Regions from separate parts of the Mus musculus genome. Here region 1 is linked to region 2. A link is a loop called in an ENCODE intact Hi-C map of the cell type or tissue named here. Cell type or tissue: gastrocnemius. All regions are shown on one strand. Each heading gives the region's core, and the rest is flanking DNA. Links, peaks and the distances in the headings are about the cores only.

Region 1 (15,839 bases), core at 249-8,248, 70 kb before region 2:
CTCTCTTACCTGTAGTAAAATGCCAACACATAAATGAAGGCAGAGTGATACAAGAAAACTGCCACTTGGCAGCCTAAATAATTGGTTAAGGTATGAATCAATTGATGTTTTTTCGAAACAGCAAGGTATTCTATATAGTTTCAAAACGTTTTTCTTTATGAAACTTAAAAGGAAATAGAAAACATTTGGGCTACATGAGGACCTGTGTCCAAAAAGTAAATTAACAATAATAATAATAATAGAAATTATGGTATGTGTCCAAAAGAATTGAAAGCAGTGTCTAAATGAGATGTTTGTACTTCCATATCCACCGCAACCTCATTCACTATAGTCAAGTGTGAAAGGAGCCAGATATCTACCAACGTATAAGCAAATAAGCAAAATGTGATTATATATGATACAAATTGATATATACTGTGACATCAAAATGGACAATATACCTTTCAAGTTAATGGAAGATCAAAACAGGGAAAATAGACCTTGCAGCTTAGGGGATCTGTTTGCAGTTAAGACAGTTAAGAATAAGTTCCTCTGTCCTGTGCAGGCTAAAGTTTCTGTTTGTAATTAAAGAATAAGTTCTATTTGCCTCATGTTAAGTCCTTGCAAGTTAGGGTTTTTATTTGTAATTAAGAATAAGTTCCTGGGACTAGAGAGATGGCTCAACGATTAAGAGCACTGACTGCTCTTTCAGAGGTCCTAAGTTCAATTCCCAGCAACCACATGGTGGCTCACAACCATCTGCAGTGGGATCAGATGCCCTCTTCTGGTGCATCTGAAGTCAGCTACAGTGTACTCACATACATAAAATAAAAATAAATCTTAAAAGAAAAAAAAAAGAATAAGTTCTTGTTCTTTTTGTTTGGTTTGTTTTTGTTTGGTTTTTCGAGACAGGGTTCCTCTGTGTAGCCCTGACTGCCCTGGAACTCACTCTGTAGACCAGGCTGGCCTTGAACTCAGAAATCCACCTGCCTCTGCCTCCCAAGTGCTGGGATTAAAGGCGTGTGCCACCACTGCCCTGCCAAGTTCTTGTTCTTTAGGTAAGCTGCAAAACACGTTTTCAACCTCTACACTAAACTCGTGACCACATTCACTAGATGAGCATCCCTCCCCTTGTTCCTCCCTTTCATTGCATCTTTCTAACAGTCGTCTGTGTGAGCACTCTCCTATAAAAAGGACCTCAAGGGGCTGTGTATTAGTCAGGGTTCTCTAGAGTCACAGAACTTATGGACAGTCTCTAGATAGTGAAGGAATTTATTGATGACTTACAGTCGGCAGCCCAATTCCCAACAATTGTTCAGTCGCAGCTGTGAATGGAAGTCCAAGGATCTAGCAGTTACTCAGTCTCACACAGCAAGCAGGCGAAGGAGCAAGAGCTAGAGCTAGACTCCCTTCTTCCAATGTCCTTATATTGTCTCCAGCAGAAGGTGTAGCCCAGATTAAAGGTGTGTTCCTTAAACTCCAAGATTCAATCTTCTGGAATCCATAGCCACTATGGCTCAAGATCTCCATACCAAGATCCAGATAAGGATCTCCAAGCCTCCAGATAAGGGTCACTGGTGAGCCTTTCCAATTCTGGATTGTAGTTCATTCCAAATATAGTCAAGTTGACAACCAGGAATAGCCACTACAGGCTGCTCTCCCAAATCCTGACTTGGGGTGAGTCAGCTGGCTAGCCACTCTAGATTCACCCCCAAATAGATTACTTTAGTTGGACAACAGTGGATTTGGTCTTTTCTCCTCTAGATTCTCAGGTTTAACATTACCTTTTTTCCTAAGAGGGAAATTCTGACACATGCCAATCAGATAACATCCTAATAACATCTGCAGATTCATGAATCATTTTATTGTTTAGGCGTGATGATAAAGACCTGTAACCCCAGAACTTGAGAGTAAATCAGAAGTCTAGGACTTAAAAGTCAGCATAGGTGCAGCATGGGTGCTATACCAAAAGAAAAAAAAAAGACATGTTTGGGGGCTGGGCAGAGGCTTAGTGACTAAGTGCACTGGCAGCTCTTATAGAGGGTGTGGGTTTGGTTCCCAGAATCCACATGGCAGCTCACAATCAGCTGTAATTGCAGTCCAAAGGGATCTCTTGCCCTACTCTGGCCTTCAAGATCACAGCACACACGTGGTGTACAAGTGTGCTTGTAAGCAAAATACCCGTACAAATAAAATAAAATGAAGAGGGACGGCACACATTTGCCAGTGACAATTTCACAGATGAAACTGGAACAAAAAACTATAGGAAGCAAAACTGTCACACACAAAAAGACAAATATCCTAAGATTCTGTTTTTATGAAGTATAGAAGCAGTCAAAATCGAATGGTGAGAATGTGAAATTGTAGCTTCCAGGGGCTGGTTTCCAGTAAAGTTCACACATCTAAAGAAAAGACTTCTAGCATAGACACTGTAGAAAGAAGAGAGTTTGGGGTGTAAACAAAATATTTCCCAAATCTGGTGCTGCAGTTTAAGGCATCTTACTTATTTTTCGGCCGTGTCTACTATGGACACACAGTTTGGAACAGAGAAGATAGAGGAGCAAGAAGGAGTTCATGATGCTGACCTTCATTGTGTCGTCATATCAATCAGGAAGATGAGCCCTTCTGGGGTTTCTAGGAGCAACAAAAAGAACCAGCTGTACCTAAGGATGTAGCTCAGTGGTAGACTGTTTGTCTGATATATGTGAGGCTCTGGATTCAGTCTCCAGTCCCAGGACCTGAATTGGTTATGGGGAAGCTTCAGGGAAAGAAGAGTTTAGCCTGTCATCTCAGGAACATTAAAGAAAGTGGACTTGGAAAAGTCTCTGTGGATGGCAGATGGAAACGCTTACAGAGCAATGTAAATGAATGGTTACACAGCACTGTAACAGACAGAATGCCACAGAACCAGGTGTGTACGATACAAAGGAACAAACCAGAGACTAGAAAGCTGGCTCAGCAGGTAGGGGCACTTGTTGCTCTTGCAAAGGGCCTGAATTAGGTTCCTGGAACCCACTCAGTGGCTCACAACCAGTTATCTGTAACTCCAGTTCCAGGAGGTCTGATCTGTTTGGGCATCCAACACACCATGATGCATACACAAAGATGCAAGCAGAAAAAAAAAATACACACACACACACATAAAGATTTTTTAAATAATTAAATAAAATTTAAAACTTAAAAAAAAATCTCAGAACATCTTTTTTAAAGCTTAGTAATATAAAAGATTGCTTAGCAGGTAAAGACAGCCTGGATTCAGTCTCCAAGCCAAACATAGTAGAAAAGCAGTACCAATTTCCACAAGTTGTCCCCTGACATAAACACAAACATCCATACCATGCAATAATAATAGTGTGGTGGTGGTGATGATGATGATGCATTTAAAATGATTTATTTATTTATTTATTTATTTATTTATTTATTTATTTATTATTTAATGTATACTAGTACACTGTAGCTGTCTTCAGACACACCAGAAGAGGGCGTCAGGTCCCATTACAGATGGTTGTGAGCCACCATGTGGTCTCTGGGAATTGAACTCAGGACCTCTGGAAGAGTGAGCTTAACTGCTGAGCCATCTCTCCAGCCCCCAGTAATACATTTTTTAAATGGGGAGAAAATAGACTAGACTTTACAGACACTAGCTTACCTGAGGGGTCAGGATCAGTGTTACTGGGGACAGAACACACTGTGTTCTTCCAGACACTATGTACTGAAAGGAGACACTGAGACTTCTGTTCGGTTCCTGCTCCCACTACCCCTCCCAAGAATGCAAACCTTGAATTTAATAAGAACCTAAACTGAAAACTAACCTCAAACTGAAATGCATGCAACAGAATAATTGACCTGTTGGAGTTTTGAACAGAATAATAATATTGTGTTAACAAGAGCTCATGAAGGCAGAGAAGCTGCTCCAGGCCAGGGGTTGCTTTCAGGATCTGACAACAGAGCGCAATGCTGTCCCTAGGCTCGTCGGACTGACACAGCTGCGGAAGTCTGAGAAAGGTCTGTAAATTAGTTGTGAGCATTTTGCCCATGACAATTCCATGGCATTATTCATCATGCTGTGATTACAGAAGAAGATCCCCTTGTTTGGGGGAATACATCTATACTATGTGAAAAAGACCGTCACTGTGTCGATATAAGAAAGGAAATACCACGGGGATGCTTATTTGGAGAGAGGAAGACAAGCAAATGTACCAAGGTGTTGGGCAGCAGTCCTGCCACATGACAATTCATATATATATATATATATATATATATATATATATATATATGTATATATATATATATATATATATATGTATATATATATGTATATATATATATATACACACATATATATATGTATGTATGTATGTATGTGTGTATATATATATATATGAATTGTAAGTTAGAAATGATGTCACTACCCATTATTTTAGGTGGCTTCATGATTTTAGGGCAGGGAAAGTAAAATCACAGTCCAGAAGGCAAGCAAACTCTTCCTTTCTGCCAGGCTATGCTGACAGAATGGTGTGTGTGCCTAATAATTCCCACCTTCTCCTCAGCCTGACTGTAGCATCTCAACTTTAATCCATTGGTTCTGAAAGTTTAAGGGTAGATTCTGGGGACTGGAGAGACAGCTGCAATGTTAAGAGCACTGGCTGCTCTTACAGAGGACCCAGGTTTGGCTCCCAGAAGCCATGTGACTGATCACAGCCACCTGTAACTCCAATTTCACAGGATCCAACGACCTCTTCTATCCTCCATGTGCAGCAGGCACACATGTGATGTGCACACATAAAACACTTATACACATAAAATAAAAATAGGCTAACTTTTTAAAAGATAAATTCTACACAAAAATCTGTTTCCCAGTGTTGTTTTGCCTGAGACAACACTCAAGTGCTCCTTGAACACATTCACGGTGCTGCGAAGGAAAAGCATTCCGTTGACTTGGGCTTCAACTGTAGTTTTCATTTCTAGGCATCAACCTCACCTTCACAGTGCTGCTAATTACAGCTTTGCTTAAGGCAGGAGTTGGGGCTGTAAGGACATCCACTGGAGAGATGGCTCAGTGGCTAAGAGTACTGGCTGTGCAGCCATTCCAACCTGAGTTTAAATCCCTGGGGCCAGAGGAAAAAAGGACACACACGAGCCTCTAACACCAGGGCTGTGGGGTTAGAGATAGGAGAATAACTGAGACCAGCTGGCTGCTAGCCGATCAACAGATTCATAGATGAATACCCAACACATGTATGTTTACAAACACCACACACATGCATATGTCACATACATATAAATAAAAAAATAATAATTTCAGGCTGTAGATTTTTCTCCTTCCTAACCTCTGATTAGGTTTTTTGTTTTTGTTTTGTTTTGTTTTTTTGTTTTTTGAAACGAGGTTTCTTTGTGTAGCCATGGCTGTCCTGGAACTCACTCTGTAGACCAGGCTGGCCTCGAACTCAGAAATCCTCCTGCCTCTGCCTCCCGAGTGCTGGGATTAAAGGCGTGTGCCACTGATAAGTTTTTACTTAGTTTGCTTTTGTTTTTGTCTATTTGAGAACATGACTCACTATGACCCTTGCTGGCCTTGAACTCACAGAACTCTGCCTGCCTCTTCCTCCCAAGTGCTGGAATTGGGTTGTTATCTTAAAACTAATTTCCATAAAACAACCCTGAGCTTTAATGGCTATATAGGCAGGTAAATTTTTTTAGATCTTGGAAACCGAGGCAAGAAGATCACCTTAATTTTGAGGCCAGCCTGGACTAGAACGTGAACCTCATCTCAAAAATGAAAAGTTTTGAAATAACACTTGGTATATAGTAAACACATGAAAAACATATCTGTTGTGTGCCGTCCAACAGCTCTCGAGGAACGGGGTATGGCTGAAGTGGCAGACTCAACCTGAAAGAAAGGGAACTAGACGAACAAGAGAAAGAATGGAGCTAAGACAACAAGGCTCTGATCAAAGCTCAATTTTACTATTCAGTGCACCAGGTTATGAAGAAAGGGGAAGGGGCCCATTCCCGCCAAATCATCCTTGGAGTCCAGTTTCAGGTGACCATGTGTTTGGCTCCGGAACAGCTAGGAGGCAGGTAGCAGCAGTGGGAGTGGCAGACCGATAGGGTGGTAGGCTCCACCCCGATGCTCTCCTAGCAGTCAAACCTGACCAGCCAGAATTCAGGTTGGGGGGGTGGGGTTACACATATCCATTAGGAGAAGGTGTCTGTGACTCACCACAGGGGGATTCTTGATAAAGAACCATGCAAGGCTTAGCAGTGGGTGTTTTTTGTTCTCAAGATTTCTAATGGCATGGTCCTGCTGCTACTACATTGTCAATTAACTGTGTCCCAGGGTTCTCTATTTGGGTTAGACTTTTCCTCAACTTTGGAATATAGGGTTTTTATGGTGTTTGTTCCTATTTTACAAAAGGAAAACTGAAAAGGAAAGTATCTGAGTCCCTTGGCTTGGCTTGGCAAGACCGGAGACCCTAAATTCTGGCTTTGTGTACTTGTTTTTTAGTGGTCCCTAGAGGGTTAGAAGATGTGGCTAGGCACGGTGGCTCTCACCCCTAATCCTAACACATGGAAGGCACTGGCAAAGAAACTGTTGTGAAGTCAAGGCTGGGATGGATACAAAGAGTTCCAGGGCAAGAATGACCCTGATCAAAATGAGAAGAGAAGTGAGGCAGAGACAGGTGGATCCCTGTGAGTTCAAGGCCAGCCTGGTCTACATAGCAAGTTCCAGGACAGTCAGAACTACTTAGAGAGACCCTGCTTTGAAACAAACAAACAACAAACAACAAAAGCAGGAAGAGAAGGTAAAGGGGAGAGGAGGAGAAGGAACCCTGAGTGTGTCCTTTGTCCCTAGGAGGGAAGATGCACTGGATTTGTCTGCTCTCATCCATATCTACCCATGTGAGATTCTGTGACATCTGTGGTGGTTCATGGTCCCCAGAAATCCTAAACGTGGACCTCTGGTTAAAGCTCTCCAGCATCCCCACTGTGTCGCCAACGCCTTGGACACAGAGGCTGGGCTCTGTACACTGAAGCAATCAGTCAATGCAGGGTAGTACGCCTGCCGTTTTGTCTCTTTTTCCAAATGACTCTATCTCTCTGTATCAGAGTCATCTCTTCATCTTTTTCAGCCCCTGCACCCCCCCCAACTCCGCCAGCATCTTCCTTTGTCTCCTTCTGTGATTCGGTAGTTTTCACCCTGATTGGAGCAATAAAGTACAAATAGAATTTGCTCCTGCAGTCATTAGTTTTCTGAATTTCTCCGTGGCTCCCCTCTTCTGGGAAACTGAGAAATTGATCAGTGAAAATACACATTTCCCCTGAACCTAGTAAGGAGTCTTTTATCACGTCAACAGAAAACTTTTCATTTCAGAAAGAAATGGACAGGGGTTCTCTGAGGTGTTGTAAATTCTCAAGGATGTTGGCATGTACATGCCCGCATCTGTGTGTGTTGGCGGGATATAAATTATTTTAAAAGAGTTCATCTTGCACCACAATATCAGATTTTAATTATTATGATCTTCTGTTTGGGTAAAAGGCAGCCCCCCCACTGCTAACATCTTCCAAAATGAGCAAGCCATTAGTTGGATGCTACAAGCTCGGGAGTATGAGAGCAGACAATCAGAATTATGGTTGTCAGTATTTAATTAAAATACGCTTGTGACTCCCATTGTATTCTGAGAGCAAGCAGCTGAAGCATTCAATGAAGACATCCTCATCAATTAATAATTATTAAGGACACCCTAGATGCAAAGCTATGCACAGTACTTTTGGGCAGAATGTCACTGGAAAGACCTGCCCTGGATCAACCACAATGACACTGAGCCACCTGTAATCATAAAATACAATGCTTAAGACACTGTGGGGTGGGGCTGAGGACTGAGCGGAGGCAGCTCATAGTCCTAGGGCATAGTCCACATTCATGTTAGTCATTCAGTATATATGGACACAAAATGTAGTCAGCACTTTGCAGCAGCCTGGATGTGGGGGGCAATGGTCTGGGATAGCCCAATAGACAGCATGAAAATATGTAAGGTAGATTATATATTCCTTTATGTTTACCTGGCTAAGTCTCAGATGTCAATCATGTTTAAAGTGCTTAGTAGCAGGTCTATTACTATCCATCTAAAATGAGGGTGGTACAGGCTCCTCCTGTGCTCTTTTGCTTTCTGCCCACCAGGACTCTAATGTGATACTGAAGACCACAGGATGGTGACAGCAGAGATCAAACTTACCCCAGAGTCAGAGAGGTCCCTGGAAATGAGCCTAGGCAGAGCCCCTAACCCTTCCAAGCTTGCACTCTTTCATTAAAAAAAAAAACAAACATTTGTTTTTATTATTTTTATACATGTGTATGTGTGTCGGGGTGGTGTGTGCCACATGTATACGGGTACTGATGGAGGTCAGATGAGGGTGTCAGATCCGCATGGAGCTGGAGTATCAAAGTGGTTGTGAGATACTGGGAACCAAAGTTGGGTCCTCCAGAAGAGCAATGGGCACTCTGAATCTCTGAGCCTTCTCTTCAGTCAACAACATGTGGTCCTGCATCTAGAAGACAAGGAGTAGGGGCTAGGAGGATGGCTCAGTCAGTAAAGTACAGGTGTACCTGAGCTGGGACTCCCAGCACTGATAGAGGAGGTGACAAACAGATCGATCCTCTGGAGGTCACTGGCCAGGCAGCACAGCTGATTGATCAGTGAGCACCAGGTTCAGTGAGAGGCCATGTCTCAAAATCTAAGATGGGGCACAATAAAGAAGACACCCTGTGTCAATGTCTGGCTTCTACATGTGTGGACACTCATGTATGAACATGCAGAGAGACACAAGACACACATGCACACACAAAAAGCAGACTAAGAAGTTGGATTCTTCCTAGAGCTCACAGCATAAAGTTTGGTAGCAGGGAGGATCTATTAATTCAAGGAGACGCGGGGCTGAGGAAGCAGCCTGGTGGTTAAACGCATGCACTACTTTTGTAGGAGACGTGATTTTGGTTCCCAGCCCCGACATCTGTACTTTACAAGAATCTGTGATTCTAGCTCTAGGAATCAAATGTCCTCTTCTGGCTCCCTTAGACACCTGAATGCACACACACACACACACACACACACACACACCACACACACTTAAAATAGAATAAAATTCTGTAATGCCAAGTATGGCCACACACATCTTTAACCACAGCACTCAGAAGGCAGAGGCAAGTGGATTCCTGTGAGTGCAAGGTCAGCCCAGTCTACATAGAGTTCCAGGCCAGCTAGAGCTACATAACGGGACTCTGTTTCAGGTAAATAAATGCATCTTTTTATCTTTAAGAAGAGGAAAAATAAACACTGATCTTCTGCTGCCAAATTTGTTCAGTAACAACCACCTAAGAAAGAGACTCAAAACAGAGGATCAAGGACACCATGAGAATACAGCCCACAGTAAGGCTCATGAGGGCTCACAGAAACTGAACTAAAGATCAGAGAGCCTGTTGCATCTCCGAATACGTTATGCTTATGTAGCTTGGTGTACTTGTGTGACTCCCAACAGCCGGGGGGGGGGGGGGGGGCTGACTCTTTTGCCTGCACTTGGGACCACTGTCCTCCTGCCTTGCCCAGCCTTGATATAAGAGTTTGTGCTTCCTGGGCATATATCCAGAAGATGTTCCAACTGGTAAGAAGGACACATGCTCCACTATGTTCATAGCAGCCTTATTTATAATAGCCAGAAGCTGGAAAGAACCCAGATGCCCCTCAACAGAGGAATGGATACAGAAAATGTGGTACATTTACACAATGGAGTACTACTCAGCTATTAAAAAGAATGAATTTATGAAATTCCTAGGCAAATGGATGGACCTGGAGGGCATCATCCTGAGTGAGGTAACCCAATCACAAAAGAACTCACATGATATATACTCACTGATAAGTGGATATTAGCCCAGAAACTTAGAATACCCAAGATATAAGTTACAATTTGCAAAACACATGAAACTCAAGAAGAACGAAGACCAAAGAGTGGACACTTTGCCCCTTCTTAGAATTGGGAATACAACACCCATGGAAGGAGTTACAGAGACAAAGTTTGGAGCCGAAACAAAAGGATGGACCATACTGCCATACCCAAGGATCCATCCCATAATCAGCCTCCAAATGCTGACACCATTGCATACACTAGGAAGATTTTGCTGGAAGGACCCAGATATAGCTGTTTCTTGTGATGCTATGCTGGGGCCTAGCAAACACAGAAGTAGATGCTCACAGGCAGCTATTGGATGGATCACAGGGCCCCCAATGGAGGAGCTAGAGAAAGTAAAGGAGCTAAAGGGGTTTGCAACCCTATAGGTGGAACAACAATATGAACTAACCAGTACCCCCAGAGCTCGTGTCTCTAGCTGCATATGTAGCAGAAGATGGCCTAGTTGGCCATCATTGGGAAGAGAGGCCCCTTGGTCTTGCAAACTTTATATGCCTCAGTACAGGGGAACGCCAGGGCCAAGAAGTGGAAGTGGGTGGGTAGGGGAGTGGGGGGAGGGTATGGGGGACTTTTGGGATAGCATTGGAAATGTAAATGAAGAAAATATTAATTAAAAAAAAAGAGTTTGTGCTTAGTTTCATTGTAACTTGTTGTGCTGTGTTCTACTGATATCCCTTGGACACCTGCTCCTTTTTTTTTTTTTAAGAGGAGCAGATCTCTGAAGGAGAGAGGAATGGGGGTGGGGAGCTGAGAACAATAGAAGGAGGGAAAATTGTGACTGGAATGTAACTTACTAGAGAAAAATTTTAAGAAAGAAAAAAGGCTCAGTGAGGGTTCAAATAAAACATGTTTCCCTGTGGTTTAGAAGACACACACAACATACACACACACACACACACACACACATACATATACATACATACATACATATACACACATACATACATATATATATATACATACATACAAACATACATGCATGCCTGCATACATACATATATATGTGTGTGTATGGGAATTTATTAGAATGGCTTACAGTTTGTGGTCTAGCTAGTCCAACAATGGCTGCCTACCAGTAGAAGATCCAAGAATTCAGTAGTTGTTCAATCCATGAGGCTAGATGTCTAAGTTGGTCTGCAGTGTATGCCAGTGAAGGAACGGACTTAACAGTGAGAGTGAGGGGAAGCAGACAAAGAGAACAAGCCTCCTTCTTCCATGTCCTTAATATAGGCTGTCAGCAGGAGCTATGGCCCAGATTAAAGGTCTCTTTTCCTACCTCAAAGATCTGGATTGGAAGTAGATTAATGGTCAATTAAGGAAAAAGTTCCCTGCTGGGCAGGGTTGGCGTACACCTTTAATCCCAGCACTCAGGAGGCAGAGGTAGGCAGATCTCTGTGAGTTCAAGGCCAGGCTGGTTGTGGTCGTTTGAACAGGTTTGGCCCCCGTAGACTCAATGTATCTCAATACATGGCCATAGGAAGGGGCACTATCAGGAGGTGTGGCCTTGTTGGAGGAAATGCATCACTCTGTGGCCTGGATTCAAAGTCTCTTTTGCTCAGGCTCCACCCAGTGTGAGATTCAGTCACCGTCTACTGCCTGCAGATCAAGATGTAGAACTCTCAGCTCCTCCAGCACCATGTCTACCTGCACACTGGCATGCTTCCCACCATGATGATAATGGACTGAACCTCTGAAACTGTAAGCCAGCCCCAATGAAGTATTTTCTGTGGGAAGCCGTTACAGAGTGGCAGTTAGAGTGGCAGTTACAGAATGGCAGTTACAGAGTGGCAGTTATAGAGTGGCAGTTGCAGAGTGGCAGTTGGCTACAGCTGGCCACCACACATACATAGCCAGTAAAGGTTCTTTTGCCAAGGTGAGGTTTTGAGAATTGACAAAAGTTAACCAATCAGATGAGAGACAAGTTAACCAATCAGATGAGAGACAAGTTAACCAATCAGATGAGAGACAAGTTAACCAATCAGATGAGAGAGAACGCCTGTCCTAGGCCTATAAAAGCAGCACCAGTTCTGGGCTCGAGGTCTTTTCGCCTCTACAATCAAGCTCTCCCAATAAACGTGTGCAGAAGGATCCTGTTGCAGCATCGTTCTTCCTGGCCAGTCGAGCGCGCGCAAGAAGTGGTGCCGAAAACCCGGGAAAAGAAACATCTTCAGGCACGAGCGAAGACCCCCTGCTACAGGAAGGATTCAGAACTGCATCACGGGGAAGGAGCGGTTAATAAAGGTTCCCGTAAAACAGACTGCTGAGAAGGATCCAGTGTGGATTCAGAACTCTTCAGCTGGGGAGCGGTGTTAATAAAGGTTCCCGTAAAACAGGCTGCTGAGAAGGATCCAGTGTGGATTCAGAACTCTTCAGCTGGGGAACGGTGGTAATAAAGGTTCCTGTAAAACAGGCTGCTGAGAAGGATTCAACAGCGTGAATTCAGAACTCTTCAGCTGAGGAACGGTGGTACTGGTAAGTCTCCCAAATTGATCCCCGGGTTAAAGGGGGATAAAAAGGAAAAGAAAAGGGAGGAAAAATAAAAGGAATCAGTGATAAAGAAAAGGAAATAGTGAAGAAAAGGAAAGGGGAAAGAGAAAAAAAAAGGGAAAGGAAGGAAAGAAAGGATTGAGACAATAAGGTTCCCGGCTTTGGGACAAGTTAAGGTTCCCGGTTTTGGGACAAGTTAAGGTTCATGAGTTATGCTTTTTTCTCCTATTGACCCTTTGTGGGTAGGTCTGATAGTTTTGGTCTTGTTTGTTCTGATATATGGACTCTGTTACTGTTTGAAACTGTGTGTAGAGGCAGTCAAGACAGGTCAGAAAATCCTTACAGAGCAACAAGAAAGTATGTCGGAAGAGGAGAAGGGCTTAAAAAGAAAAAGGAAAAAGAAAGGAGACACAGTGTTATCAGGTGGACAGAAAAGACAAAATAAAAGAGCCGAGGCAGAGGAGGAGGAAGGCATGCCTTTCACCTGGGCAGTATTTAGATTGGAAAGCCTTCCTTATTGAATTTGCAAATGAACAGGCAGTGGCTAACTCTGCTGCAGGAAATCCAGCATGGGATAGGGATATGCTGCTTGGTCAAGGTCGCTTTGCACAGCAACAGACAAGATATCCAGTGCAGGTGTTTGAGCAGGTGAATCAGATTGCCATAAGGGCGTGGAAATCATTGCCCACAGGTGTTGACGGTGTTGACGTGGGCGAGAGGGTCTGTTTGTTTCCCCAGGATCATTGACAACAGCTGTGGGTCCCAGAATGACTGACAAGGACCGTGAAAGATCAAGATGAATCCCAAGATGATCCTGTTCCTGATGATTGAGACTGGGATAAGTATACCTTTGTGGGCCATAGTAAGATCATGGCCAGTACCTTTACCGGTACATTCCAATTCTTCTACCTAGCCTTTGTTTTTTGCAAAGGAATGTTTTTTGGATGTGCCTTATGCACGACAAACTCCTCAAGAACCATGGGTGTATAAGAATACTAGTTTTCATTTAAATTATACATTATGCTTTGTGCATAATGTGGATAAACCTTTTACACCCTGTAATTTTTTTTAAAGAAAAAGATTATCTCTAATTGGGCAGATCAAATTAATACTGCTGACACTATAAGTCAGATAGCAAAAACAAGACAAAACAAAACAAAAACAAAAAACAAAAAAAAGTCTGAGGCATTGCTTACCCTGCAAAGGGCAGATTCTCATATCGCCTCAGGGTTAATGTTAGTGAATCAGAGAATGGATATTTTACAACATAACATGGAACAGATGATGGATGTCATACAAATGAGTTGTGTGGCATCCACTCCGCATGTGTGCACTACTCCCATTAGGTATATTAATGATTCTTTTATTAAAAGTACAGACCTATCGAATTACCTGAAGGGGAACTGGTCGCAGGAGCTGGAGAGGTTGCAGACGAGGCTGCAGATGCAGATCCTGAACCTTAATGGGACCAGAGTGGAACCAGTGACCCTCGGAGACTTTACCTCTTGGCTTACCTCTGCTTTTTCTTACTTTAAGGAATGGGTGGGAGTGATTTTGTTTGGTGCTGCCATATGCTGTGGACTGGTGTTCATGCTCTGGTTGGTATGCAAATTCAGAACCCAACAAAAACATGACAAGGTGATTATAACTCAGGCACTTTTAGCTATTGAAAACGGCACCTCCCCTGAAATTTGGTTATCTATGCTCAAGAATTAGTTGGCATCTGAGTTCTCTGCTCTTGAACCCAATGGCACTGGGATGAGAGAGACTCAACGATCATTGATCAGCCCTTGCTCATCAATAGGGTGATCATGATTTCCCCACTAATTCATTTTTTGGCTGGCCTCTTTTGCAGAGTTCACCCTAGGTCATTTAGCAGTTACTGTCACACAGCACTGCGGTATCCAGAGACGGGCAACTTTCCTCATGCACAGACCAACCTAAGACACGGGGCCCAGTGGCGATAGGGTTACCCTATGACAGGAAAGGCTGTGACATTAGAGGAATGACCTAAAACAGGAGCCACGGCGGATGGACGTAATTGCACAGGCCTAGACCAGCCTCATTTTATTAAAACAAAAAGGAGGAGATGTGGGAAGCCGTTACAGAGTGGCAGTTAGAGTGGCAGTTACAGAATGGCAGTTACAGAGTGGCAGTTATAGAGTGGCAGTTGCAGAGTGGCAGTTGGCTACAGCTGGCCACCACACATACATAGCCAGTAAAGGTTCTTTTGCCAAGGTGAGGTTTTGAGAATTGACAAAAGTTAACCAATCAGATGAGAGACAAGTTAACCAATCAGATGAGAGACAAGTTAACCAATCAGATGAGAGAGAACGCCTGTCCTAGGCCTATAAAAGCAGCACCAGTTCTGGGCTCGAGGTCTTTTCGCCTCTACAATCAAGCTCTCCCAATAAACGTGTGCAGAAGGATCCTGTTGCAGCATCGTTCTTCCTGGCCAGTCGAGCGCGCGCAAGAATTTTCCTCTATAATAGTTGCCTTGGACATGTTGCCCATTCACAGCCACGAAACCCTAAGGCATCAATCTAGAAAACAAGTTTCAGGGCAGCCAAGGCTATACAGAGAAACCCTGCCTCAAACAACAACAACAAAGCAAAACCAAACAAACAAACAAAATCCCTCACAGGGTTAAAATTTTGTTAATTCCAGCTGTAGTCAAGTTGACAACCAAGCATAACCATCACAAGGTGCACGTGCAAGGTAAGAGATGTGCAGAGGGAATTCTGGGGTGGTTATAGAGGATGGACAGAACACCCCAGCCAGGGGAGGCTAAGCTCCATCCTATAAGAGGAACAGGGACTTCCAGGTGAGGCAATGGGAAGGAGGACTTGCAGACCAGAGTCAGATCTGGGCCATGAGAAGCAGCATGGTGTGCAGAGCCTGTAGCAAAATGTTGTAAAGACCTTGGCCCATGTTTGTGTTAGTCTGTTTTTATGGCTATGACAAAATACCTGAGGAAAACAACTTAAATAGAAGAAAGGTTTGTTTGGTTCACAGTCTTAGAAGTTTCAACCCTTGCTGACCTGGCTCTGTTGCTTTATGACATGTGGCAAGTAGTATAATGTCTTAGTTACTTTTCAATTGTTAAGACACTATGACCAAGGCAACATAGGAAGCATTTAATTTAGGAACTCACTATAACCACCATTGCAGGGGACATGGCAGCAGACCTGCAGGCATCATACTAGAGCATAGCTGAGAGTTTACATCTGACCCACAGGCAAGAGACAAAGAGCAACAGAGCTTACTGGAAATGGTGTGACACACCCTCCAGTGACACACCTCTTCCAATAAGGCCACACTCTTAATTCTTCACAAACAGTTCCAGCCCTTGGAGACCAAGCATTCAAATATATGAGCCTATGGGACCATTCTCATTCAAACCACAATAA
Region 2 (16,033 bases), core at 4,890-12,889:
CCATAGAAGCAAACCTCTGGGTATATGCCTGGGGGCTTCCTGGATTGGGTTAATTGAAATGGGGAGGCCCAATCTGGATGTGAGTAGCTCTGGTCAGTGGGCTGGAGTCTGGCTGGGGCTGAGTGAAAAGGAGAAAGCAAACGGAGCCTCAGCATCCATCTCTCCCTCTGCTTCCTAACTGCAGATCCAATGTGACCAGGGAGGGACTTTGAGCTCTCGCCTCTCGGCCTTGCTGCCAAGCTGGAATGTATCCCTCATGAGGCAAATTAAACCTTGAGGCAAATTAAATCATGAGGCAAAATAGCCCTCCCTTAAGTTGCCTCTGTCAGATGTATTCTCACAGAGAAGAGGAAATCAACACAAGCAGTCGTCTGGCTGTCTCATTAGTGCCCATAGTCAAAATAATAAATAGCTGCTCCTCACTGACCCGTTACAGTGGGCCAGCCTCTGTGACTCGGACAACAGAGGCCTAATTTCAACAAAGCTTCAGAGTTACCGACGAAGTAAGTATTGTCCCCATTCTATAGATGAGGAAACTTTGGCACAGAAGTTAAAGAGCCCAGTCAGCCATGAATGGATGCCCAGTAAGTCCCTTGTGGTTGGCTCTTCTACTCTCACTTCTGCCATTCCATGAAGCACTCTAGCAAAAAAAAAAAAAAAAAAAAAAAAAAAAAAAAGCGACATGGAAAAAGGTTTCTTTTATCCCATAATTCCCAGTTATTGTCCATCACTGTGGAGCAGTCAAGGCAGGATCTTGAAGCAGCTAACAACATCACTGCCAAAGTCCAGAGCAGAGCAAAGAAGGAACACATGCAATGTGCTCAGTTCACTTTCCCCACCTTCTGCAGTTCAGGACCCAAACCCAGAGAATGACAACACTCACAGTGGGCTGAGTCATCCCACATCAACCAAGGGAATAAAGACAATTCCTCACAGGAACGCACAAGGCCTGATCTAGACAGGCCTTCCTCAAGCCCCTCTTCCCACATGATTCTAGGTTGTGTCAAACAGACAATTAAAACTAAACGTCACAGTTTAAATTTTTTACTTTTCTTCTCACTATGGCAAATTACTGGACAGAAGCAACTTGAGGTGAGGAAAAGTCTCTTCCAACTCTGAGCTTGAGAAATTGTCTGTTGCAGCTTAGAAGGGTCGGTAGCTGGGGCTCCAGCAGTGGTGGCAGGAGCTTGCATTGAAGTGTGGTACATCTCAGCAGATCTGGGAAAATGGTCTACCCACAGTGACCCACCCCCACCAGTGATGCCTCCCAGCCCAGAGGTTCTGCAACCTTCCCAGACGGCACACCCAGCTGGGAGCCAAGTATTTGGACACATGAGCCTGAGTGGGACACGTCACGTTCAAACCAACACATTGGACATATACATTGTAGGTGTTATTTCCTATAGGTAGGTGACAAGGAAGATGGAGCAATGTCAGCCACCCTGCGCCAGGGCCAGGCGTGGCTCCAGGTGCTTTGTGTGCACCATCCTGGGGCGTCCTAATGAAAGGTGGCTCTGGTGTTGTCTTCTGTGTGATATGAAGGAGAAAACTGGTTTTAATTCCACCCCCAACGATTATCCATCTTGGGTCCAGAGCTTGCCTCGAATGCATGAAGTCCTGGGTTCGATCTCCAGTACTCCTTAAAGCTGGGTGTGGTGATGCACATGTGTAACCCCAGCACTCTGAAAAGCCAGGCTGGAAGATCAAGCATGCAAGGTCATCCTTGACTGTGTACTGAGTTTGTAGCCAGCCTGGGCGACCTGAGACCCTGCACATAAAAAATTGACCATCATTTGCGTGATGTGCACAAGCAAACACATGCATCTCTGTTCTATGCCCAGGCCCCTCGTGTCTGGCCAGTTTGTCTATACACCAGTGTACATGGTAACCGCAGCTTTGTGAGATAGTTAATGTAAGTGAAGGCCTGGCTTCCAGCCTGGGACAAGGAAGGAGAGCTGGAGATCACTTAGTTTGTCTCTCAAATGCGTCTGATTGCCTGTCAATCACTGAGATATTTAGGGACGTTTATTCTGGGAAAGTTCTTATAAATGGGATAGGTCACTTCTGTTACCATTGCTGCAGCTGGCCTTGAATGAGTTTTGGGGCATCCCTGACTTAGCTGGAAAGGGGGAACATACAGATGATCTTTGAGAGGAGCAAATGGTGGAGGTTAGACAGCACGGACGCCAGCACGCGTGTCAGTCAGCAGCCATTCCTGCTTCCACGTACCCACAGATATGTATTGAACTTGCAAGGTGCCAAACACAGGTCTGGGCACCAGAATGCCATATGAGACAGATATCCAGCACCATGGACTCTATGTTCTGTCAGACATGAAGTGTGGCAAAAGGCACGTAAGGGAGGGAAAGAGCAGAAAGCAGAGAGTGGAGGGAGTGGGAAAATCACCACCTATACAGCCGTGTGGGAGTCACTGTCACAGGCCAGGCCCTGACTGGCCACCCCAAGATACCCAGGAAGCAATGGAGATGAAAGGGGCCCTTCCTTCCTTCTTCCCACAGATGGGAGGCTGAGACCAGTGAAGGGAGATCCCAGCCTTCCTTCTAAGCTGTTGTTATTGCTACTGTTCATAGTAACAGTAGCCATAGGGATAGGTCCAGTGATTGCAGTCATAGTTACAGTAACAGCAGATGTGAGAGATAGCAGCAGAGTGTTTTCAGTAATTGTGGAGGTGTTAGCAGCTCCAGAGATAATGACTGTAGTAACAGGGATCATAGTGGCTTTAGTACGCGGTTGCAGTGACGGCTGTGACAGGAGCAGTTATCTCAAAAACACTTGTGGTAATGATAATGACTCTTGTATTACAGCGACCGGTGGCTGTAGTAACAGTTACCATAGCAATGCTACTCATCTAGTGGCTAGGGCAATGATGGTTGTAATGCAAGCCAGCACAGTAACAGTGGCTATGGTAGGAGCAACTGAAATAACAGTGACTGTACTAATGCCTGTAGCAACAGTGGTTATAGTAACAGTGACTGACTAGGGCATTGGAGGTTGCAGTTGTGGGCTGGAGACTATCTAGCCTACTTCTAGCTACAAAATGCAAGACTTCAGGGTTTGTCCAGAATCAACCTCTGGTCCAACTCTACTCTCAGCCTGGCTCGTCCTCAAGCTGGCCCAGAAAAGCAGAAGCCATGTCTTTACCTGAAACCTACTATAGTGGTGGTTAAGGCATAAGGCTTTAAAGATGGTAATGGTCTAGGTCTAGGGATTGAAAGCTAACTGGGCTGGACTGTCCTGTCGTGACTCAGAGGGGCCTCCTGCCAGGGTCCCAGACCAAATATACATCCATAAAACAGACCCAGGAAATGCTCAGCCTGAGATTTGAGAGAACACAAATGTTTTCTGGCCTCTTTTCCCAAGGAGTGCTCCCCAAAACCAACCACCAAGGCAGACTTGTGAAACTGGTTTTAGCTTGGGAAATTTTTCCACCCCAGTTCCCTTTAACCACTGTCTGGCCAAGACGTGACCTGGGTTACTATGCATCTCTCTTTGGAGGTTCTCAGCCTCTTGGCATACACACATGATATTCTCATGGTGATCTGAAATGACTGACATTCTGACTGTCCAGTCACGTGTAAGTTCTGGCCCACTGGAGGCCATACCCACAGCACCTGGTTGGGGCTCCAGCCCACCTTCAGAACTTCTAAGCAAAGTGGGGTGGGGAGGGAAGCAGGCAGCCAAGCCATATGGCTGAACAGCTGACTCTCCCTTTTTTTCTGTTTGCTCATGTGTCTGGAGCTCCCTAGGCCCTTCTAGAATCTTCTGTCCTGCACTTAGCAGATATCCTTTCCTTTGACAATGGATTCCACTCCCCCTTGGATCAGAATTCCGCTGACTAGTGTGCATCCTGCGTTATAAAGTATGTATAGGGCTCGGCGCTGGCAATGCCTTTTCTCCAGTCTCCTGTCTGTTCCTCCTGGAAGATGAGTAACCAGGGAGGGCAGTGGCCAGCCAGGACTGTGGATGCTGCCTCCTACAGCTCTTTCTTCCTCCTTTCAATACAGCTCTACAACTATTAGCTATGTTATGTCCTGCACTGAGATGCACCCTGGGGATTCCAAACATGAGCAAAGGTGAGACAAAGAAGGCCTGTGGCTCTGTTTGGAGCCAGATGGGGAGGCTCAGATAGACTGGAAGGATGTAGCTCAGTTTGGGAGCCAGGCCAAGAAAGTTGCAAATGAAGAGGAGAGGAGGAAAGGAAAAGAATCAGGGGTTGAATGAGGAGAGGGATCATGGCTAGGAAAACACTAGAGAAGGGTCTCCAGGTGTCACAAAAAGAATGGCAGCATGGCTGCCTTGCAGTCACAGGCCAAAAAGAAACAGGTTTCTCTCTTTTCCATTCCTTCATTTCCTTTCTTGTCTTATCTGATCTTTTCTTTCTTTCTTTTCCTTTCCTTTCCTTTCTCTTCTTGTCTTTTCTTTTCCTTTCTTTCTTTGTTTCTTTCCTTCTCTTCTTTTTTCTTTTTTTTTTTTTTACTTTCAAGACAGCATCTCACTATGTAGCCCTGCTGCCCTGGAACTATGTAGACCAGGTTGGCCTTGAACTCACAGAGATCTGCCTGCCTCTGTCTCCCAAACTCTGGGGTTAAAGACAAGTGCTCCCTCATGCATCCCGGAAGTAGGATTTTATGAGCAGTGGTCAAATGTCATACAAAGCTCACCTGCAAGGCACCTTGGGAAGCCTTGCCGCAGAGGTAGGACTCTGCTCTGCCATCAGTGTTCGGTATTGTCCAGACACTAAAAACCACCCAGCTGAGCCCTGCCAGCCCCACACAGTTACTCAGAACAGTCATCTTGGGGTACCCACTTAAACATAGGCTAAGGAGCAGAAGATGCCGTGAACCAAGGTGGCCTGGGTAGTTTAGAGTGGAGGTGTGGTGAGGGAGTTGTGTCGGTAGATGTTTCATTCCAAGTTGCTCATGGAGATGGGAGTATAGGAAGATTCTGCCCTGAGACTCAGCCATCCTCAACCAATGCCTGCTATCTGCTTGCTGCGTGGCAGTGCCTGCTTCCCAAAGCAGTCTGTGCTTGTCCTGGACTGGTGCATTGAACATGTTTGCTCCAGAGAAACCTGAGCCTTTAACTTGAGCTGCTCTTCTGAAAAGAAATGTGTTGCTCAGATGTAAAGCCGGAGAATTAAATATTATTTTTTATTAAAGAATATCCAGATATGGCCTGAAGCTGGAGCTCAGTTGGTAGAGTATTTGCCTAATAAACACGAAAGCCCTGGGTTCCATTGCCAGCATCGCATAAACTTGGCACAGTGATACATCCCTGCACTCCAGAGGCAGAGGCTGGAGGGTTAGAAGCTCAGGGCCGTCCTTGGCTACAGTGAGTTCGAGGCTGCATGAGACCCTATCCTAATGAAAAACCATATGTAGAGAGGTAATTATTTGGGTGATTAATCTGAGATAACCCCTTAACTGGAGTTTGGATGAATGCCCTGGTAGCTGATGAGGCATGTAAGTGGGCAGGGCTTGAGTTTTGATAGGCAGCCACACCTGAGTCTGAAGCAATGAGACCAACCACATTCTGCTCCTGCTGCCATGCCTTCTGGCCATGGTGGACCATACCCTCTAAACCCTTCCTCTTTTAAGTTGCTTTTTGTTGGGTGTTTGATCACAGCAACGAGAAAAGGAACACACACATATGCACGCACTTCTGTCTCTCCAGAGATCCTTAATAGAGCTATTAAAGATTAGCTCTTATTAAAAATTAAACTACGTGAACCTATAATTAAACAAATTATACTAAAATCAAAGGTGATTACTACTCAAGACACACGCCTCCCTAATTATTTTACTGCACTCTGGCTCTCCCTGAGCTTGTGAGGATATTTGCACCCCTGGAGTCAGCATGACAGGAATGAGGACAGCCCCACATCTTGTGACATCATGCTGGCGAGTAGAGTCAGCCTTGGCAGGGATATTTACACCAGGAAATGTCCTATGTACAAATCAGGGATTTCTTGTTTTTGTGTTATCTTCCCAGAGAGCAATTGTAAAACGTTCTCTCTCTTTCTCTCGCTCTCATTGTGTGTGTTAGAACCAGACTGGTTTCTAACTTGTAGTAATCCTCCTGCCTCATTGTTCCACCCAGTGCAAGATTACGGGGAATGCACCTCCACAGCCAGCTGTTGGCTGATCGCAGCAACAGCACACAGCGCAGCCTGGTATCCTGTGCAGTGACACCTGTTCTCAGCAAGCCTGTGGCATCCATGTATGTACCCCTTCTGATTTTGCCCACAGATGAACAGCTTGTTCCTCTGCACATGTATGAGCAGTGTACAGGCTGCAGGTTGAGGCCTCTGTCCACATGCCCTATCTCCACCTTAGGTCAAATGTTGTCACTGCTAGTCTTGATGGTCAGCTTGACAGATCCTAGAATTAGCTAGAAGATAAACATCTGTGCATGTCTACTAGTGAGCTCCCTATATAGCCACTGTAAAGGCAAGTGGCCTCATCCCATGGGCTGGAGGCCCAGGCTGCAAACACACAAAGCTTTCATTTCACTCTGCTTCCTGACAGTGGACAGACACAGTGTAACATAATGTAGCAAAATGTAACTAGTTGTCCACATGCGTGCTTCCAGGACTTCACCATCATAGTAGTCTGTACTTGAAACTCTGAGACAGAACAAGCCCCATCCCTCCCCCCTACCCCCACACACAACACCAGTTGTTCTTGGAAAGTATTTTGTCAAGCCAGTGATGTAACCAGGTTGACATCATTGGTCCCACTGATCTTTGTGCTCATATATCCTAAGAACTGGAGGCTTTGATAGCCAGCCACACTTTTGGCCATCCACATTATGGCCCTAGGACTTGGCCCTGACTGGGCTTCTGCATGTAGCTCTGTGGTGTTGTGAGGGGCACCTCCCCACTTCTACTAACTCAGGAGCCTATCCAGGCTGAGCTGTGCCCACATCATCGGAACAGTGAGAGTGATGAGATATGACAGAGTGACATGGCAAGCCCAGGGTCCTTGAGGGGGAATCCGAAAGTGGCGGCCCTCCCTGGCCCTCCTCTATGCCTAATCCTTGTGCTCCTGACCTCCAAGAATGGCCTCCAGACAGCATCTAGGGGCTTCTGGAGTTTCAGAGTCAGAGGGGTGGGATTTAACCTTAAATGGGACGAACTCAGGCAGCTCACAGAATTCCTAAATCTTCAGTTCCTTGCCTCAAAAGCCAATGGCAGATGTGGCAGCTCAGTGCTGTTTTGAGGGATCAATCTCATTGCCTTTACTACATCTCGTCACATTCCTTCAGACTACAGGTATGTGGGTGGGTAAGCCTGTGCTAGCAGCCTGTGCCTATCTGTTTCACTATGCAGCTCAGGCTCACTAGAGTTGGTTTGTTTGTTTTGAGTCAGGGATCTCTTATAGTCTGAGCTGGGTTCAAACCCACTCCATATGGCTGAGACTGACCTTGAACTCCTCATCCCACTGTCTCTATCTCCCAAGTGCTAAGATTATAAGAGTGCACCACCACGTCTGGTTTCTGCCGTGCTGGGGATTGAACCCATGCCTTCCTGCCTCCTAGACACACACTCTACCCACTGAGCTACATCTCCAGCTACTTGGGCTGGAACTGCCATCCTCCTGCCTCAGCTTCCTGAATGCTAGGATCCCAGGTGTGTCTCACCATGCCAGGCTGAATCAGGTTTTAACAAGTTAATTATAGATGTTTTGCCGTCTGGTATCTTCAAGATGACAAAGAAAAGAGATCGGCATCATGTTCCTAAGCCTCAAGAGAGAAAGCTGTCCGTAACAGAGGCTGAAGCAGAGCCCTGTAGTCACCTGACCTCAGACAAACCCTTTCCCCTCACCAGCCTTAGTAATGGATCTGTGAAGTGGAGAACAGGATCCTGACAAAGACTGCAGGACTGAAGATGGTCACATGGGCTCCCATGGCCTGTCAGGGGGTCCCTGGGTCCCCAGGTTGTCTGACCTGGCACCTCAGCCAACTCTGTAGCCTGGTACCTTCCCTCCCTGCTTCCCCACCCATCACTGTTCCCTTCCCTGCCAAAGAGGCTCTGGTTCTCAGAGCAGGGTCCAAGCAAGCAGCCTTGCTGCCACTTGGCCCTGTTGATGGGAGAGGGCTTTATCCAGAGGCTTTTAAACCTCCCCGAGTCGTCTGAGTATCGATCATCTTGGGGCCTTAATGGGCTGCTTCTAAGATTGTCAGCCTAGGTTCCTCCAGCTTCCATTGTTCTGGGCCATCTCTGCTTCGGCTGTGCCTCTCAACTCAGAGCAGGCCAAGAGTCACCACTTTCCTCTGAGGGAGAGGGAACTGGGAAACAAAGCCACTGCTCTTTGTGTGTGTGTGGGGTGGGGGGGGGCTCTCTGAGCCTCTGCCTCTCACAGCAAGTGTCAGAGAGCAAGCTGCAGAGAGGCTCCCAGTGAGCTGTTTAGTAACTACCCTGTCCGGAGTCTGGCTGAGTCTCAGCCCTTGTTATAAAGCATGACCACCACCTCTCTGGGTGACCTGCCTGTGTCCTTGTGTGGGTGACCTGCCTGTGTCCTTGTGTGGGTGACTTGCTGTAGCCCCAGAGGCTTCCTCCTTTTGTTACCAAAGAAACCCCACAAAGCCTCCCCTCAGGGCTGAGCCCCCCTCCTTCTTTCTGGGTTTCCTCATCCCTGGGCAGCAGTTTTCTGATCTGCTGTTGCTATGGACTCTAGCCTGCGTCAATGTGGTAGCACAGGGTTGGCTGTCTGCCCTGGGTCCTCTGGCTTCCTTTACAATCAAGTCAATAAAAATGTCATTTCACCCTCCCGTTTTTAGTATCTATGTTTCAGATCAGTGTGAGGCCTGAAGCCCTTCGATTATCCTCCGATGAGTTATACAGGCACAGGACTAAACAGTCTTGTCTGAGATAGGTCCAGGAGGGAGCTGGCAAATGAGTCAGTATTTTTCAAAAACCTACATGATCTGATGTCTACTTTGGTTGGAGTCCCTTAGTGCCATTCCATGGTGTTGGGTGCAGCATATCTACACCCTGTGTCCTGACAAGTGCCTTCACTCTCACAAACAGTCCATGGTAAACTGGTACGTGACATTTTCTGTGGCCCTTCTCCCAAAGAAGATGACTTCAAGAGGTACTCACAGGCCCCATGGGGAAGCCGGGAGGAGAACATGCTTGTGCTGGGTTGTGTGACATCTTTGGTGGCTGAGCCACATCCAGTTAGATGACAGCTGGCCTAAGTCCACACATTCTAACAGCCCTCTCCTCAGGCCATCAATAAAGCAGTCAAGCCAGTCACTTCCAATGTCATACTGGCCCCAGGACTGCCTTGGAAGGCAGCCTAGAAAGGAACACGATCAACCAAGGGATGGACTGAGCGTCTACAAGAAGAACATGGTGACAGGCCATAAACAATGCAAGCCCCTCAGTCCCCCAGCTGCCCGTGGCCAGTTTCTCCTGGCTCCCTGGCTCGCTCACTGTGGATGATTTTGTGATGGGCCCGGAGGGGAGCTGTCCGGGCTTCAGAGGCAGAAGGGACGTGTCATAGAGACACAGCTCATGGGCCAGAGCCAGAAGAGGGAAAGGAATTTTAATTTAGGTTTTACATTCTAATGTTGGGGGAAGGGCACATGATGCACATGCCACAGGACGTGTGGGGTCAGAGAATAACTTCCAGGACTCAGTTCTGTCCTTCCACCGTATAGGCACCTGAGAGTTCAGTGCTCCAGTTTGGCACCAAGTACCTTCACCAGCTAAGCTGTATCACCAGCCTGGAAAAAGAGATTTGTTTTGTTTTGTTTTGTTTTTAAACAAAACATTTTTCCTATTTTATAATTTATGGAACCTTAGAACATCAAGGTGGCAAGTAAGGGCTCTGTGGCATTGGGACTGAACTACAGGCCCTGGGTCTGTGCACCGTACGATGACTTAACACTTCAAAGTTCCCCTTCTGTGTGAGGTGGCCATAAAGTTAATGGGAGGGCACAGGGACAAACCCGCTGGGACCTCCATTCCACAGAATTTGCCTCATAGCCACTGTGCAGAACACTCAGACTCCAAGGAGATCTGAGAACATGGCTGGTGTCAGTGTCAAAGTCATGACCGGGAAGACTGGGGCAGGTGACAAAAGCTGGGAATGTGCAAGGGACACCCAAAGGACACAACCTGCGGGTCATGTGACCAGGGGATTCTTGCCTGTCCTCTTTTGCTTTCTCTCCCCACCCTTTTGCTCGTTTCAGGTTTTAGGTGAAATTCACATATAACTAACCATCGGAAAGTGGCCACAGCATTGGCACATCCTGATGTACCAACTGGGAATTTAGTTCCAAATCTTCATCACCACCCCAAGGTAGGACTCCCATGACCCTTGGTGTTCAGCCCCTCCCCATTTGCTCACTCGCTGTCTTTTCACTTCTGTCTGTAGAGTTGCCTGTCCTGGGTGTTGCACATGAGGAGGACAACACAGTGTCCTTTGGTCAGTGTCCTTTGGTCTGGCTTCTCACACTTAGCACCAAGACCTCGTGTCCCTCTGTGTAGTTACCACATCAGTGTTCTTGCATGAGGTGCTTTTATGTCTCTGTAGCTAAAATGCCTGAGAACACCTTAAAGGGAAGAGTTCTTTTTTTTTTTCTTTTATTGGATATTTTCTTTACTTACATTTCAAATGTTACCTTCTTTCCAGGTCTCCCCTCTGGAAACCCCCTATCCCATCTCCCCTCTCTCTGTCTCTCTGAGGGTGCGCCCCCACCCACCTTCCCACCCTGGCATTCCCCTACACTGGAGCATTGAACCCCCACAGGATCAAGGGCCGCTCCTCCCACTGATGGCCATCCTCTGTGACATATGTGGCCAGCATCATGGTCTCTCCTTGTGTATTCTTTGGTTGGTTGTCCAGTCCTTGGGAGCTCTGGAGGGTCTGGCCTGTTGACACTGTTACTCCCCCCACAGGGCTGCAAACCCTCTCAGCTCCTTCAGTCTTTTCTCCAACTCCTCCATCTGGGACCCTGAGCTCAGTCCAATGGTTGACTTTGAGCATTCGCCTCTGTATTTGTCAGGCTCTGGCAGAGCCTCTCAGGAGACAGACATATCAGGCTCCTGTCAGCAAGCACTTGCTGGCATCCTCAATAGCATTCGGATTTGACGACTGTATATGGGATGGATCCCCAGGTAGGGCAGTCTCTGGATGGCCTTTCCTTCAGTCTCTGCTCCATACATTGTCTCCATATTTCCTCCTATGAGTATTTTCCCCCTTCTAAAAAGCACTGAAGCATCCATGTTTGGGTCTTCCTTCTTCTTGAGCTTCATATGGTCTGAATTGTATCTTGGATATTCTAAGCTTTGGGGCTAATATCCACTTATCAGTGAGTGCATATCATGTGTGTTCTTTTGTGATTGGGTTATCTTACTCAGGATGATATTTTCAAGTTCCATCCATTTGTCTGTGAATTTCATGAAGTCTTTGTTTTTTATAGCAAGTAGTACTCCATTGTATAAATGTACCACATTTTCTATATCCATTCCTCTGTTGAAGGACATCTGGGTTCTTTCCAGATTCTGGCTACTATAAATATGGATGTGATGAACATAGTTGAGCATGTGTCCTTGTTATATGTTAGAGTATCTTCTGGGTATATGCTCACCCAGGAGTGGTATAGCTGGGTCCTCGGGACCTCGCTCAAGGTTTCTGGCTGGGCCATAGTTACTTGGACCCATGTGTGACGAAGAATAAACTGGTGATATTCTCCTCTTTTCTCCCTATTTCATCCAGACGCATGACCCATGAGCTGGTGCCACATACATATTCACGATAAATCTTATCCTCTGATTACCCTCTCTGAGATCCCTCACTGACACACCCAGAGAGGGCCTCATCACTCTGCTAGAAGAGTCTAAATCCAATCAAGTTGGCAATTAAGTCCAGTCACCACAGACTCCATTCCTTTCTGTAGCTGAAGTCCATTGTATGGCCACCCCACACCTCCTTTATCCGTTTCCTGCTAACAGACACTTGGGTATTGTCTCACGTTTTGGACTGCTGTAGGATCAATGTGCACCATGACTGTCTTTGATGGGCACTATAACCAGGTGTGTTGCTTTCAAAGCTGCCCTCTTTCTCTCTTCATGTCTCTGGGCACATACTAATCTATCCTTAATTTGATCCCCCTTATTAACTTAGATGGACACTTACTCACACCTCAGGGTCCAGTGCCATGCCTGCTCTTCCGGGAAACCTTGCTTAGGCTGTTTTCGCTGCTCTAAGGGGCTATGGCAGGATCTGTTAGCAGTCGTCCTTGATGAGATGGACTGGGCTGCTCTGAACATCTATGCCTCCAGGCCTGATCAGTACTGATGGCATAGTAGTCGGGGATGGGGGGGTGGGGAGGAAGGGGGAGGGACGGAGACGGAGACAGGGAGTCTGATAGATGTCAACTTTGGATATCTTCTTTAGGCACATCCTACCTTGTTTTTTGAGACAGGCTCACAGAGCCTGGAGCTTGTGGATTAAGTTACACACCCTGGTCAGTGAGCCCCAGGGTTCCTCCTGCTTCCTCTCTGCCCCCATGCAGAGTTTACAAGTATAATTACAAGTGTGGAAAAGATTTATTTAGCTTATGTGTATGGGTAGTTAGTTTGTATGTTTGTGCATCATATACATGAAGTCCAGAATTCCTCAGGGAACTAGAGTTTCTGATGGTTGTCAGCATGGGGACTGGGATTAGACTCTGAAAATCAGCCAGTACTCTTTTACAGCCCAGTAACCCAGAGGTTGGGTTGTGCTTGTTGTTATTTGTGTTTGTTTGTTTGTTTGTTTGGGGGATTCTGAGGATCAAACTTGGGTCCTCATACTCACAGGATAAGCACATGACCAACTGAGCCATCTCCCTGGCCCACAGTAGGCACTTTTAAATGTTCCTTGAGTGACTGTGTGAATGTAGTCTCAGCCATTTCTGATTGTAGTGCCAGTCTTGGGTTTGCAGACTTGGGAGCAGTGGCAGGCCAGAGTGGCCTTCCTCGGGCAGATGGGAACAGCCACCTCTACTTACTATTCCCAGAAGCAAAGTACCCCTGGGAGACTTGTTGATACGAAATGCCACGTGAAAATGGAACCAGAGCTGCCATTAAAAATGATGAATGAGAGTGTCACCCTTCGTCCAGTCGAGAGTCACACTGTCAATGTTAATGACCCTTAAGAACACTCCATGCGCACACACTGGCTGTTTAGTTCTGTACTTTGCTACACCATAGTTTCATCCTGTTCTTTTAAACTCTCTCCTAAAGCCTGGCTCCTCCCCAAAACTGTACCTTCAGGGGCAGCAGGCCCCAGTTCCTGCAGCTAGCTTGTTCATGAACCGTGATCATTGTTTCCTGGCACACAAGTGTCAGGCAGCTCAGAAAGCATCGTTCCCTCCCATGCCAGCCTTGAAGCAGGCAGATTTTGACCGGTTGTTTTGTAGCCCAGCACCTCAGCAGTTTCTGGGAAGATCAGGACAATGTGGAACCCTGGGGGAGAGGGCTCAGCTTTCCTAGTATGATGGCAGCTGAGAGAGAATACAGATGCCACAAAGGAGCTGCTTCCATGAGGGGGCTGAAAGGACACCATTCAGAGGGGAGGCAGAGCGCAGAGCCTGCAGGGCCAGGCGCCTGGTGGCAGCACCAGCTGAGAACACTGCTGCAATCTGGGAAATCGCCAATTACACTGCCAGGCCTGAGCTGGGGCTGCTAGGAGCTGTGACATTTACTCTCAGGTTCCTTCCTCAGCACCGCCAGGGAGAAGGGGTGGGCCCCAGAATGACTCTGTTTTACTGTTTGGGGGACCAAACATTACCCCCCTTTGCACACTCCCTGTTTCTTGTCCTGGTGACATCTGAATCTTGGGAAGTGACACCTGCTCCCAGATCCTTGGAAGGACAATGGCCATCCTGGCCCACCTGAAACACCCATGAAGAGAGAAGCCAGCTTTCTCACTGATGCTGAGCATGAGTCCTCTCATACAGTAGATGCACCATAAGGGCTAGTTCACGATTAACTGGCCTAGTTGCCCCTAAACATAAGTGGCCCTCCAACCATCTCTGCAAATGCCCAGGACAGCTAATTTGTTTGGGGGTGGGAGTGGGGGTGAGGGGAGTTGTTTGTTTAGTTTATATTCACAAAAGATATATGGATATTCCAGGCAGTGGTGGGGCATGCCTTTAATCCTAGCACTTGGAAGGCAGAGGCAGGCAGATTTCTGAGTTCAAGACCAGCCTGGTCTATAGAGTGAGTTCCAGCCAGGACTACACAGAGAAACCCTGTCTTGAAAAAACAAAAAAGTAAGAGAGGGGGAGAGAGAGAGAGAAAGAGGGAGAAGGAGAGAGAGAGAAAGGAAGAAAGAGAGAAAGAAAGAAAGAGAGAGAGAGAGACAGGAAAAAGAAAGAGAGAGAGAGAGAGAGAGAGAGAGAGAGAGAGAGAGAGAGAGAGAAAAAAGAAAGGAAGAGATTAAGAAAAAAAGAAGAAAAAAATGTATGGATATTAGCATTTGCCAAAAAGATTTTTTGTTGGGTCCAAGACATGTGAATTGGTACTTTTTAAAAATAAAACTTTAAATTCAACAGGCATTTTCTGGGACACTGTAAAAACAATGTATTCAGGTTAGAGCCAAATAAAAGGCAGCTCTCCTCGACCCCTCATGCTCAGCTGTACTCGAGGCGTGTGCGAGAGCACGCTCCTAGAATGAGTCTCTCACCCTATGGAATGAGTTCGCCTCTCATCTGTGATCTTGGAGAGGAAACAGAGACAAGCCAAGGAACTTCCTGGTGTCACAGGCTCACTGTGGGACACGAATTGTTTGAAGCCTTTTGATTTGAAGGTCAGAAGTGTGTTCAAGTGGATCAAGCGAACAGGGTTTCCTTCAGATATGGTGTTTCGTCCAGCTGGTGTCACATGCTCCGCTCCTGCCCCTCAGGTGGAAGTAGGGCAGAGCTCAGGGCTCCTACTTTGCAAGGGTATCCCAGTCCTGCTAGCTGCTAGCTGATCAGACCTGCTTCCCTCCACTACCTACTTCTGCCTTCAGTGTCCGTTAATTAAACAGCAATCCCCCAAGGACAGCAATTGAATTATCCAATCATGTTCTCCTAACCTGATTACTGTTCTTAACACAGGTGTCTTGGTGGCTCAGACCAGCAGGTGTTAATGGGGCTCAGTGTCTGCTCCTTGCCCAAGCCCACATACCCAGTGCCCTGTGCCAGATCTCTTGCTATCTCTAAATAACAAACAGCCTAGAGCTCAGAAGTTGATGTTGCGGGGACTCCATCCCTCCCAGAATCCCCATCCCACTGCCAGGGCCTGGACCTCTAGGTGGCCCCCACAGAACTTGGCCGCACTTTGTGTCTGTCTGCTTCATGTGCTCATCATGCAGGCCTGTAGTAAGTATCTCAGTGTGCCAGCACCCTGCCAGGAGCTGGACTCAGAAGATGAGTACTCAAGGTCCCCTGGTAACTGGTCAGGGGCAGTCTTTATCCTACCCAACACAGGGCCAAGCTCTGGACCCCTTGCAGAGCAGTGTTGAAACATCTGGGTGAAAATAAAAATAGCTATTAAGATAAAATTCTCATTCCATGTGCACAGTAATGACTCCTTATTGTATGGATTTCTGTGTACCAGTGCCCATTTCTTGGAAATGAAATCTAATTGTTTTTTCTTCTTAATTTGAAAAATATTCAAACCTACTTGGGAAGAGTAAAGTTAACTCCTCTATACCCATCCCCTAGATTCACCAACTGCCACCAATTTGCCCATTGCTCATGTTCTGCAGGTAAGCTCTCTGTTGTCATGGCTTGTGTTTTGCCTTGACCTTGGAGAGGAAGCCACTTGCCTCACAGCCCTTCAGCATGAACTACTTGCCTGAGAACAGGATGCTGTCTTTGAACAGTGATAATGAGTTGCTATGAGAATTTTCCTGGATAGATGTGAGCAAGCATCTCTTCACCACAGATAGAGCACTGAAGAGAACAAAGTTTCAGCCCAAGTCTAGATTAGCAAACCAGTGAGTTTTCCTTCAGGAGCTGTTAAAGA

What was found. Peaks named below come from ENCODE experiments on the same cell type or tissue, not always from the same donor. Only the 100,000 strongest peaks of a DNase experiment are listed, where the experiment ranks them.
Region 1: it touches region 2 in a loop (3-fold over the local background); 2 of 42 quality-filtered maps call a loop at or near these places.

The regions. Positions count from the first base shown.
Region 1 is chr2:29,330,642-29,346,480 of GRCm38, reverse strand. No RefSeq gene overlaps it. Among named protein-coding and RNA genes, the nearest start is that of Med27, 8.2 kb to the left of the region's middle. In gastrocnemius, for the core only: no CTCF peak of the experiment used is centred there; no DNase peak of the experiment used is centred there.
Region 2 is chr2:29,264,644-29,280,676 of GRCm38, reverse strand. No RefSeq gene overlaps it. Among named protein-coding and RNA genes, the nearest start is that of 6530402F18Rik, 20 kb to the right of the region's middle. In gastrocnemius, for the core only: no CTCF peak of the experiment used is centred there; DNase peaks (open chromatin) are centred at 8,708 and 9,299.